Linked DNA regions of Homo sapiens: region 2 is linked to region 1. Evidence: chromatin contacts called from ENCODE Hi-C or POLR2A ChIA-PET data. All regions are on one chromosome and are shown on one strand. Each heading gives the region's core, a stretch centred on a gene start or an enhancer-like site at or near the end of the contact. The rest is flanking DNA. Distances are from core to core; before and after follow the strand shown. Region 1 holds the start of VASH1-AS1 (VASH1 antisense RNA 1). Region 2 overlaps LINC02289 (long intergenic non-protein coding RNA 2289).

The links. Hi-C counts contacts between places; a loop is a spot of excess contacts on that map. ChIA-PET counts read pairs that join two places held with the same protein, here RNA polymerase II (POLR2A). Pooled maps may share reads with other maps.
Region 2: a loop to region 1 is called in a pooled map, with 5 times the contacts of the local background. The contact joins the enhancer-like site here to the promoter of VASH1-AS1 in region 1. A Hi-C loop is called at or near these places in 1 of 168 maps with a recorded cell type or tissue (mammary epithelial cell) and 8 of 50 pooled maps. POLR2A ChIA-PET finds 5 or more read pairs at or near these places in 3 of 52 experiments (GM12878, activated CD4-positive, alpha-beta T cell and activated naive CD8-positive, alpha-beta T cell).

What each region holds. Positions count from the first base shown.
Region 1 is chr14:76,784,357-76,789,538 of GRCh38, forward strand. VASH1-AS1 (VASH1 antisense RNA 1) reads right to left here and starts at 2,368. Exons shown (of 2, transcript NR_104184.1): 1 at 1,729-2,368. ANGEL1 (angel homolog 1) reads right to left here. Exons shown (of 10, transcript NM_015305.4): 10 at 1,653-5,032. The coding sequence ends at 4,872. RefSeq lists an enhancer at 466-515.
Region 2 is chr14:77,067,970-77,073,151 of GRCh38, forward strand. It overlaps LINC02289 (long intergenic non-protein coding RNA 2289), which reads right to left. Exons shown (of 3, transcript NR_110553.1): 2 at 3,741-3,803; 3 at 1,211-2,877. LINC02288 (long intergenic non-protein coding RNA 2288) reads left to right here. Exons shown (of 4, transcript NR_110554.1): 4 at 1-1,534. Among named protein-coding and RNA genes, the nearest start is that of LINC02289, 5.6 kb to the right of the region's middle. RefSeq lists a silencer at 257-551 and an enhancer at 521-580. Within about 2 kb of position 2,847, at least 12 of the 41 ENCODE cell types and tissues checked have a DNase peak (open chromatin) inside an H3K27ac peak, as active enhancers do.

The DNA of each region.
Region 1 (5,182 bases), core at 1,118-3,617:
GAGGCCTGACGATGAAGGGGTTGAAGCTCTGCTGCCCCATTTACCAGGAGCTGGCATTTGGACCACTACCGTGGAGGTAGTGACAGGAAGCAGTCATACCAAGAACCAAGCAGAATGGCCCAGAAGCAGGCTGCCTGTAACCCTTAGTGTCTGCCAGCAAGGTGAGGGGACCAGCTGTTGAGGCCTGGCAGAAGATGAGGAGAGGCCACGTCAGGTCAGCTGGCAGGTCACCTCTCTGAGCCCCGTCCAAATGACAATGTGCACACAGATATACAAACTTTTTCCAACCCTGAGCCTGAAAGGACTTGGTTGTTGGAAGCACAAAACCTCCAAGAATTTTAAGTGTAGGCTCTGTTCTCTCCACAGCGAGCTGAGGCTTCAGGCCTTAGGGTCATAGGAGCTGACTGGGGATGGGACAGAAGTGCAGAGTTCCCTCCACAACCCATGAAGTCCACATTCTCTTGCTTCCAGCAGATCTGCACCCTCACCACCATGCTGCCATCTGGCTGGCCCATACCTGGAACAGTCTTGTCTAGCACATTTGCTCAGGAGGGAGAGGAGAGGGGATGGACCAGAGTGATGGGAGCCCAGGGCTGCAGGGCAGCTCCCCCTGGTGGACCCTAGAGGTGGCCCCTCCCACTCCTGGGAGAAGAGAAGCCACACTGTGCATTTCGCAGCCAATCAAAACACAACCCTCCAATAGAGGGCGGAATGGGGTTACCAGAAGCTGGGAAAAGCAGGGGAGGAGAATGAAGAGCAGGTGGATGGTACAAAAATATGGTGAGGACTAAGTTCTAGTATTTGATAGTACAGTAGGGAGACTATAGTTAACAATTTATTGTATATTTCAAAATAGCTAGAAGAATTGGAATGTTCCCAGCACAAGGAAAAGATAAATGCTTGAGGTGATAAATGTCCTTAAATATCCTGACTGGTCATTACACTTTGTACGCATGTATCAAAATACCATATGCAGCCCCAAAATATGTACAACTATCACATGTCAATTTTAAAAAGGAAAAACAAAACAACCAGAACATTCCTCTAGTTAGTAGCTACAACAGGGCAGGAACTGGAGAGAAAAACAAAACAAAAAAAGCAGCAGCCTCCTGACTGGCCATTTCCCTTCTTGGTCTCCAGTTAAAAGCTGCCTCTGAGCTCCCCCAGCCCCAGGCCCCCACCACCAGCCTCTGCCTTCCAAGATAACCTGTCTTGCCTGATCCTGGAAAGGCTTGTGAGAAACTTGGGGTGGTAAGAAATAAACCAAAGGAGATTCTCAAATTCTATCTCTGGGATTTCTGTTTCCTCAGGTGTAAAGGTAGAATCTGAACACCACCTAAACTGCCACCACACAGTGCCACTGTCTTTGCTAGCTGACGTGGAAGTACTGTGCAAACTTAACAGAAGTGCTGTGGAGATGCTAACTGACTGAGGCAACTAGGAGGAACCCTCCCTGCCAGGAAGAGGTTCTTGGGGATATACCTCAAAGCTTAGGGCTTTCAAATACTTCCTAGCCAATGGGCCCAACTGTCCAGCCTGGCTGGGGTAACGATCTACTCCCAACTCCTACCAATAATTCTCTGGAATTCTTAGCACCTTTTTCTTGCCAAAGCCCAAACAAAGCAATTTCAGATCTGAAAATTCTTCACAAGTAGAAGTGATTATTAACTTTAATTTCTATTTCACCAAGGAATGTGAACTGAAATACAGAGAGGTTAAGTAACTTACCTACAGTCACCAGCTGAACAGGCCAAGAGGACAAATGATGTTTCTAATTCCTAGCTGAGTTTTCTTTCTTTTCTTTTCTTTTCTTTTTTTTTTTTTGAGATGGAGTTTCACTCTTGTTGTCCAGGCTGGAGTGCAATGGCATGATCTCGGCTCACCACAACCTCCGCTTCCCAGGTTCAAGCAATTCTCCTGCCTCAGCCTCCAAGTAGCTGGGATTACAGGCATGCGCCATCACGCCCGGCTAATTTTGTATTTTTAGTAGAGACGGGATTTCTTCATGTTGGTCAGGCTGGTCTGGAACTCTCGACCTCAGGTGATCCACCCGCCTCAGCCTCCCAAAGTGCTGGGATTACAGGTGTGAGCCACCGCACCCGGCCGCTAAGTTTTCTTTTTACTAAATCAATTGAGGGGATCGCAACCCAGGTAGTGCAATGGAAGCAACCAAGTGGCTTTAAATCAATCAGATTCTCAGAGACTGATTCAGAGGCCTGGTGTGGGTTCTGGGAACCTGTTCAGGTAAGACAGAAAACCAGATCTGGTTTCAGGGCTCCCAGTGGGCATGTGGGCTTGGCTGGTCTTACTACATAGGGAGGTTGGAAGACAAAAGCACCAACAGAGGTAGGCCTAGGAAGGAAGAGACATTTTTCCAGCGACAGATGGCCCACTGCTCAGCCCTGGCTCCAGAATGCAAAAGAGATCAGAAATAGATGCTCAGCAAGAGGCATGTGCCACCCGCATCATGTCTCATGCAGCTGCCATAGCTTTAATCAGGAAAACACACATCTTATCCCACTTTGCACAGACCCTCCTGAAGTGCAGAAGATACTAGGAGGAGGCATGGGGGGAGCAGATGGAGGAAGAATGAAAAGCAGTCCAAAGAATCATTCTCTCACTTGGGAAGGACAGAAGAAAGCTGTACCCCAGCAGTGTCAAGGCAGGAGGCTTCACTCAAGCCCTGTTCCTCCCAGGCCTCACAGCAGTGGGAATTTACCTCAGCTAATAGAGGGAGATCTTACAACACATTTCTCAATCTAGATTCATGTCTTGAGACCCCACCCCAAGATCAAAAGCTCCTTAGTCTCTTCCTCTGCCCACCTCATTCTTCAGGCCCTCTCTCAAGGACCTAATCCCTTCAGGATCCTAATAAAATGAACAACATTGGGGGGAAAAAAGGTAAACCTTTATTTGGAAAAAGAGTTTAAATAACAATTTAAAACCCCATTTCACTTTCAAAACAGAAACAAGAAAGCAAGGAAAAGATAATCTATCAAGCATCTGCCCTCTGCTGTGGTTAGCCATTTTAAAGCTGCATTTCCCAGCAGAAGAGAACAGTGATGGGCCCTAGTCCTAGGAACCCACAGGGCACTGTCTTGAGACCCTTTTAGGCAGTGTCCAGGGAACAGACAGACAGAATGAATGGTGGGGTGTAGACAGACCTGGGGCTCAGACAGGCACATGCCCAGTACCCAGGAAACAAAGTTTGAAAATATATACACATAGAAAAATAAATTCCCTAGAACCTAGGCATGGAAAGCTTCTAACCATGAATGCAGCAGCACAATGCAAACTGGGTCTTTGGCTTTCAAAAAAAGGAAAGAACCTTAACCCCTGGCTTACTGTCCCGAACTCAAGTCTCTTGACCACTGTCTTCAGTCCCACTTTGGAGGTCGAGTGAGGCAAGAGCAAGTCAAATCTACCAGGGCCAGCAGCCACTCTGACTTAGGGAGATGTGTGGAGGGGCTGGCCCAGGATCTCCCAAGGCCACACCCCAGCAATGAAAGATTAAGGCATGCAGGTGACACAGTGTGGACTAAGGAGTCCCCTGAATAAGCCAGGGTACCCTTCTGTTAGGGGAGGGAAAGCAGACGCAACAAGCAGCTGAGGCCTTGCTGGACAGAGCCAATCCGCAAGTACTGCCACTTCAAATTCTTGGACCAGTTTTGTCCAAGGCCACCTTTCTGCTGAGGCAGTTTGGCCTGAGCTAAATACCAGGGTTTTCTAGAAAGGAAATGGAAGGGAAGCGGGAGATGGGAGATAGCAGAAAGTAAAAAGTGGTGGAAGGAGAGGAACAGAAAATTGCTTCTTAGGAGTGGAGAGGAAAGAGAATCAGCTTAGGTCTTCAGTCCCAGCTGAGGCAGCTGAAGAGTCTACCTGCTCCTTCCCCTACTGGAACTCCTACCCTTGCCCCAGTTCTGCAGGCTGCAGAGTCCAGTGAAACAAGAGTTTCCTGAAGACTCTTTCTCCTCCTAATCCTTAAATAGTTTTAAACCTCATACCACTACCCTAGCCCAATGAACCCCACATAAGGGTTCAAACTTCCGCCTCCCTCAGGGAAGCCTGGGGAAAGGGATGGCCCTTGTGAAATTACACCAGGTCTGTGGGGAGCTCTGGGTTGGAGGCACAGGGCCAGCTGGGACAGGTAGCGCATCCCCCAAAATTTGCCACTCCAGGATGTGGGCCCCATTTGTTCCCAGAGCCCAGACGCCGGGCCTGCCCTGGTTGGCAGGATGAATGCCTAATGAAACACAGAGGCTAAAAGGAGAGATGGGGCCATGCCCTGCTGCTGCCTGCTCATACATAGGTACTTGGGTAGACTCTGAACCTGCCCCAGGCCTACAGCCCCAACATGAAAAGTGGACTGGTCAGAGGCAGGCATGGCTGTGCAGAAGTCTCACCCCAAGAGGACACATACATGATATGCATATCTCACATATGCATGCCTGGCAAGAGGGCTGGGCCCAGAAGTCCTGAAGGCAGGGAAAAGGTCAGGTCAGAAGGTACATCAAGAAACGGCCTGAAAGCAAATAACCAATGAAATCAAGAACTCCCATAACCCTGGTAATTAAAAATCAAGGGGGAGCGCTGGATACATGGAAGGAAGGGGGAGCCCCCCTTCTGCCTCTCCCAGGGCCACTGAGTGTGTGGCACAGGATTAGGAAGAGGCTGGGGTGGGGCAAGGACCACAGGCAGAGAACGCAGCCAGGCCTGGAGAAAGTCTAACCGTGGGAAAAAGGGAACGAGGAGGGGGAAGGGAGGGGATGTAAGTTTCTTGGATCTAAGTTTCTAGATGCATGGGATTTTTCCACAGTCTCTGATCCAGTGAGCTCTTCTGGAAGAGAAGCTCTCTTCCCCTGGGAGCCCTGTCATGGGGCGGTGACTTCCATCCCGAAGCTGGCTAGCAGGCAGAGGTGGTCTGAAGAGCAGAAGGGGTTGGGTAAGCCATTGGCAGCCCAGAGTATCTCTTCAGAGAGAAGGGAGAGACGACCCAGGAGCTTGAGAGTTCCATCTCGATACAGCCTGTGATCTGGGGCACAAAGCAGAAGCCAATGGGTAAAAGCAGCCGCAGCCACACTGCATGGGCAGGCAGTGGCAGAGTCCTTTGGGAACGCCTTCTGCAGGCTGCATCCCCTTGGCTGCCCACTGCCCCTCACCTCCTCTTGCAGCATCTGGCTGA
Region 2 (5,182 bases), core at 1,597-4,096, 280 kb after region 1:
AGAGCCACTAGTGGACGCCAGGTCCAGCCAGCCCCCAGAGCCCATGTGCTGAGCCACTGTGCTATACTGACTCCCACTTAATTCTCTCTTCTGGGTTGTCCCAAAGACCAAGTTCGGCTGGCCAATTTTCCAGGACCATCTCTCATGGCACCTGGAGGCTTGTAGGTTCCTGGAGGACTCTCACACCTCCTTCCCACCCTTCTCCAGATTCTCCAACTCCCTCTTGAGCAGACCCGGCCCCACTCTGGGGCACCCTGCCTTCCTGGGACCTGTCGTAACAGTCACCCACTCTGCCAGGGCCTGGCTGACCCAGGCTGGGGACCGTGGGACCCCTCTGGGCAGTGCCCCCCTACCTGGGCCCAGGTGGGTATGGATTTCTTTCTTCTGGGCCATTGCACCCGCCAGAAGGTGCGGTGGGAGAGGCAGGCCCACATTTCAGAGGGCCTTGCTGCCCCCATGTGGCATGAGGCTGTAGCGGCTGCAGCCTCCTCTTCCCTCCCTCCTGCCACTGCTCCCGAAGCCAAGGCTTTTGCAGGGTTGAAAAGGAAGAGAAAGAGGAGAAGCAGGAATGTGAGAGAAATGAGGCAGAGGGATGGGCTAGGGAAGAGAGAAGCCCTTCTGCGTTACCTGGAAATGCAGCAACAATAATAACAAAGCCAATGTTAGGAATGTTTAAAGGCAGCTGCCACATAGCACTTTTTATAGCTTGTAGACTCTCTCATTTAATCCTGGCACTTACATCAATCTGATTAGTAGCTATTATTAGTTTTATAGGTGATGATCCAAGGCGCAATTATTTGTTCCCCAGCTAGTAGGTGACAGAGCCCAGATTGAATCTGACTCCAGAACCCTAACCACGATATTCCCCTGTCTAGAAGGAGCCAGTTCTCTCCTGCAACCCCCACTGCTCAGCCTCTAGGAGTTCCAGCCACCAGCCACCTGCACCCTCCCTTCCATGTGGCTTTGCCCTCTGTTCTTCTCCTCTCCACTCTCTCTCCAAGGTCCAAGTGGTCAAGGTCATCCCAAGGGTCTGCTGGGACCGTGTGTCCTTATTCTGTGCCTTGCTGGTCGCCAACCTTCCCCATCTGCCAAGGACTGATGTCCAGCCCAGGCCCAGGTGCAGGTGCCCAGGTCATTTTTGCCACTGAGTAAAGGGAGACAGAATGACAGGGTAAATTACCAACCACCAGAACACCATGGAGCCAATAGCATCAATGCAAGTGAAGTATATTTATCTGTTGGCCTGAAAACATGTCCTAGTATATTGTCCCATTAAGCAAAAAGCAGGTTATAAAGCTGTGTACATTAAGAAACATTTTATAAGTGAAACAAAAGTATTCTCCGTTTCTATGCAGAGAAAAAGGATATTTGCCAAGATGTTAACAGATTATTTTTGCTGTCTTCTCTTGGCTTATTTTTGTTTTCTCTTTTTCAATGAACACCAATTAGTCACATGATTTTAAAAAGCAATAAAAATAAACCAATCCCAGACGGATTGTACTTCTTCCTGTCCTCATTTCTACCCCGAGTCTCCAAAAAAAAAAAAAAAAAAAAAGAAGAAAGAAAAAAAAATCACAGTGCCACATGCCCAGACCTTCCCTTCTCCCTCCTATCATTTCAATAACTCAGCTGGGTAGGGAGCGTCTCTACCTACCCCAGGAAGCCTTCTGAACTTGACTGACAGGAGAAGCCCATGCCCCAGGGGCATTTTCTCACTGACCATGCCAGGGCCCTGGAGGACAAGCCAGAGCTGTCCATGGCATTGCTCCTGCAGGTGATGCTGCCTTCTGAGGGCAAAGCGCTCTGGGACGGGTCGGCCCCGCTCACGTGGGTGTGCAGCCCCAGGGCAGTGGAACAGTGCAGAATCCTCGCTCCACTGCTGAGGTTACTATGGGCAACATCTTGGCAAAATGAAGAGTGAGGGGGAAGAAATCACAGAAGCTCCTGATCATCCATGAAAGAAAAAGCAGTGCCTCAGGACTGGGCTATGCCAGTGCCTTCCAGAAGGCTTTGAAGAAACTGGGAAGGAGATGGGGACTGGCACTTCCTGGGCATCTACTATGTACGTGCCCTCACAGACGTGATCTCACCCCTCATTACACACCTCCCATGGTACGGATGATGCCACTGAGGCACAGGAGGCACACATCCACACCAGACCATAGGTGCCTTGGCTTCTAGTGTCTCTGCTGCTTAACGTGGTGTCCTGGAAACGTCTCTGGATAGAAACACTGGTATCTTCTGGAAGCGTCTTCTCCTCCCCGTGCGGTACATTGCTCAGACTCCATAGAAGGCCAGCTCTCCTAGAGCCACAGAAACTCCTCCATTCTGGAGCAGGAGCTAGGCACATTCCCAGAAGGGGGCTGCCCCTCCTGAGCCCTTGCTAGTTTAATGATATAAGTTGTTGCTAACTTCATCCTATCTGCCTTTAAAATAGCAGCCATCAGAAAGGCAGCCCAGAGAGCTGGCCTGCAACCCAGCAGAGCCTAAAGGGGGCCTGTAATGTCACGCCGACCCCATCTTCAAATCACACTCCCTGTGGTGGCCATCCCTAGAGACCTACAAACAAAAGCTCCTGTTCTTGGCAAGCCTCTTACAAGCAGGACAGATGCAGGAATTGGGAGTCAGAAGACCACGGTGTTCTTCCAGCTCTGAGCCCAACCATCTGGGTCACCTTAGCTGAGCTGCTCCTTCATGTCCCCAACCCTTCTGTTCATACAGCATGATGGTGTAGAAAGGGGTCCAAAGGGTGTTGCTGAAGAATGCTCAGCCCCCTGGCGCTGTGTCTGTACTAAATAAAAGTCTGGTAACAGATTCCAAGTCCCTGAGTATCCTGGTTTGGCTGTACTCAGTCGAAGCGTGATTGATAGTGACATCCTGTGGACACAATAGGTAACTGCATCAGCTTGGACAGAAGCCAGAGGATGACATCCAGCTTCCCTCATTACATGGAGAGGAGCTGATTGCAATTAATCACACTCATCATCTTACACAGGGAGCTGTCTTAGAGCTGGGAAAAAAAATTAGAAAAACAACCTTCAAGGCCAGGCGCGGTGGCTCACGCCTGTAATCCCAGCACTTTGGGAGGCCGAAACGGGTGGATCACGAGGTCAGGAGTTCGAGACCAGCCTGGCCAACATAGTGAAACCCTGTCTCTATAAAAATACAAAAAATTAGCAGGCATGGTAGCGGGCACCTGTAATCCCAGCTACTAGGGAGGTTGAGGAAGGAGAATCGCTTGAACCCGGGAGGCGGAGGTTGCAGTGAGCTGAGATCATGCTACTGCACTCCAGCCTGGGCAACAGTGCAAGACTCTGTCTCAAAAAAAAAAAAAAAAAAAAAACCGTCAAGCCACAGATTTCTCTGCCATCATCCTCCAAGTTACATCTATTTCGTTTAAATTTGTCTGTCTTCAAATACTGGCCTGATACAAGAGTCTAGTGACCATGGAGGGAAAGTAATGTCAATAGCAATGTTAAAAGCAGAAAGATGTAATGGGCAGTTTACTCTTGCCATGAATTTCACATGCATTATCTCATTTAATCTTCCCCCAAACCCAAGGAGGTACATGTTCTTATCCCCAATTTTCAGATGAAGAACCTGAGATGCGGTGCACAAGGAAAAGCTATGTTTCAAACCTGGACAATCTGTCACCCGCCTGTCTTAGTCCATTTCGTGTTGCCATAACAGGATACCTGAGACGGGGTAATTTATAAAGAAGAGAGGTTTATTCAGCTTACAGATCTGTTGGCTGGGAGAATCAAGAAGCATGGCCTCAGCATCTGCTCAGCCTCTGGTGAGGGCTGCGACATACAGAAGGTCAAAGGGAGAGTGAACACTTGCAAAGAAGGGAAAACCCAAGGGGCATCCTGGCTTTATAACAACCCACTGTCTTGGGAACAAATCCATTCCTACAAGAATCCAGTCTTGCCAGGGTGAAAACTCACTCTCCACTGTGAGGATGGCACTAAGCCCTTCATGAGAGATCTGCCCCCATGACCCAGACACCTCCCACTAGGCCCCACCTCCCACCACCACCACACCGAGGGTCAAATTTCAACATGAGTTTAGGTTGACGCAACCATATCCAAACCACAGTAGACTCCATTCCCTTTAATCACCACTTTATGCACCTTCACTGCCTCTTGTGTCTACCTGGCCCACCCCATGCCATGGTAATCCCTCCTTCCTAGAACACTGGAGAAAATTCCACTTCCTGGGATACTGGCTTGAATTCTCCAGACTGAGTACCTCTGAGTCACCTTCTGTGGCAGCAAGGAGGAGGTGGATAGGAGGAGCTTTAGGGTTAGACAGGCCTGGGTTGGAATCCCAGCTCTGTGCCTCGCTGTCACTAGCTGTGTGTCCTGGGGCTTGTTCTTGAACTTCACTTTCCTAGATTGCCAAGTGTGGCCCATGATCCCTTGCCTTGAGAGGGTGTTGTGAAGATTAGAGAAATCACTTGCTGCTGAGTAGATGCTCAAGAAGTGAAGGCTGTTCTCGTTGGCAAGATGTGCAATTTGACCTTGGGAGGAGCCAGCCTGGAGATTTCAGCAGGTGTCAAATTCTTATCTAACCTGTTTAGAAAACACCACTACTAAGAAGGGCTAGAGGCGGGCGGATCACCTGAAGTCGAGAGTTCAAGACCAGCCTTTCCAACATGGAGAAACCCTGTCTCTACTTAAAATACAAAATTAGCAGGGCATGGTTTTGCATGCCTGTAATCCCAGCTACTCAGGAGGCTGAGGCAGGAGAATCGCTAGAACCCAGGAGGCAGAGGTTGTGGTGAGCCGAGATCGCGCCATTGCACTCCAGCCTGGGCAACAAGAGCAAAACTCCATCTCAAAAAAAGAAGGGCTGGGATTCAGATGGAGGAGAAGGCCAGCCTTCTTGCCCTGAGGCTTATGATGTTTCAGAGGGGGCTTGCTGATCTATCAGGGTTCAAAGGATCTCCAAAGGGAGTTATTTAGCTAAGATGGCAGAGCAGAAACAAGATTCCAAGACTTTGTACCCTGCCTTTCCATAGAGAAATTATTATTCAAAGAGTAGTATCCCAGCAGGATTCAAGTTCATGCCTCCAGGTATCTTTAGAGACCCTGGTACCATGAGCCAGCCTCTGTGTAGTTCAGGAAGCGCAAATTCAAGACTAGAAGTGGGGTGTCTGGATTCTAGTTCCAGCTCTACC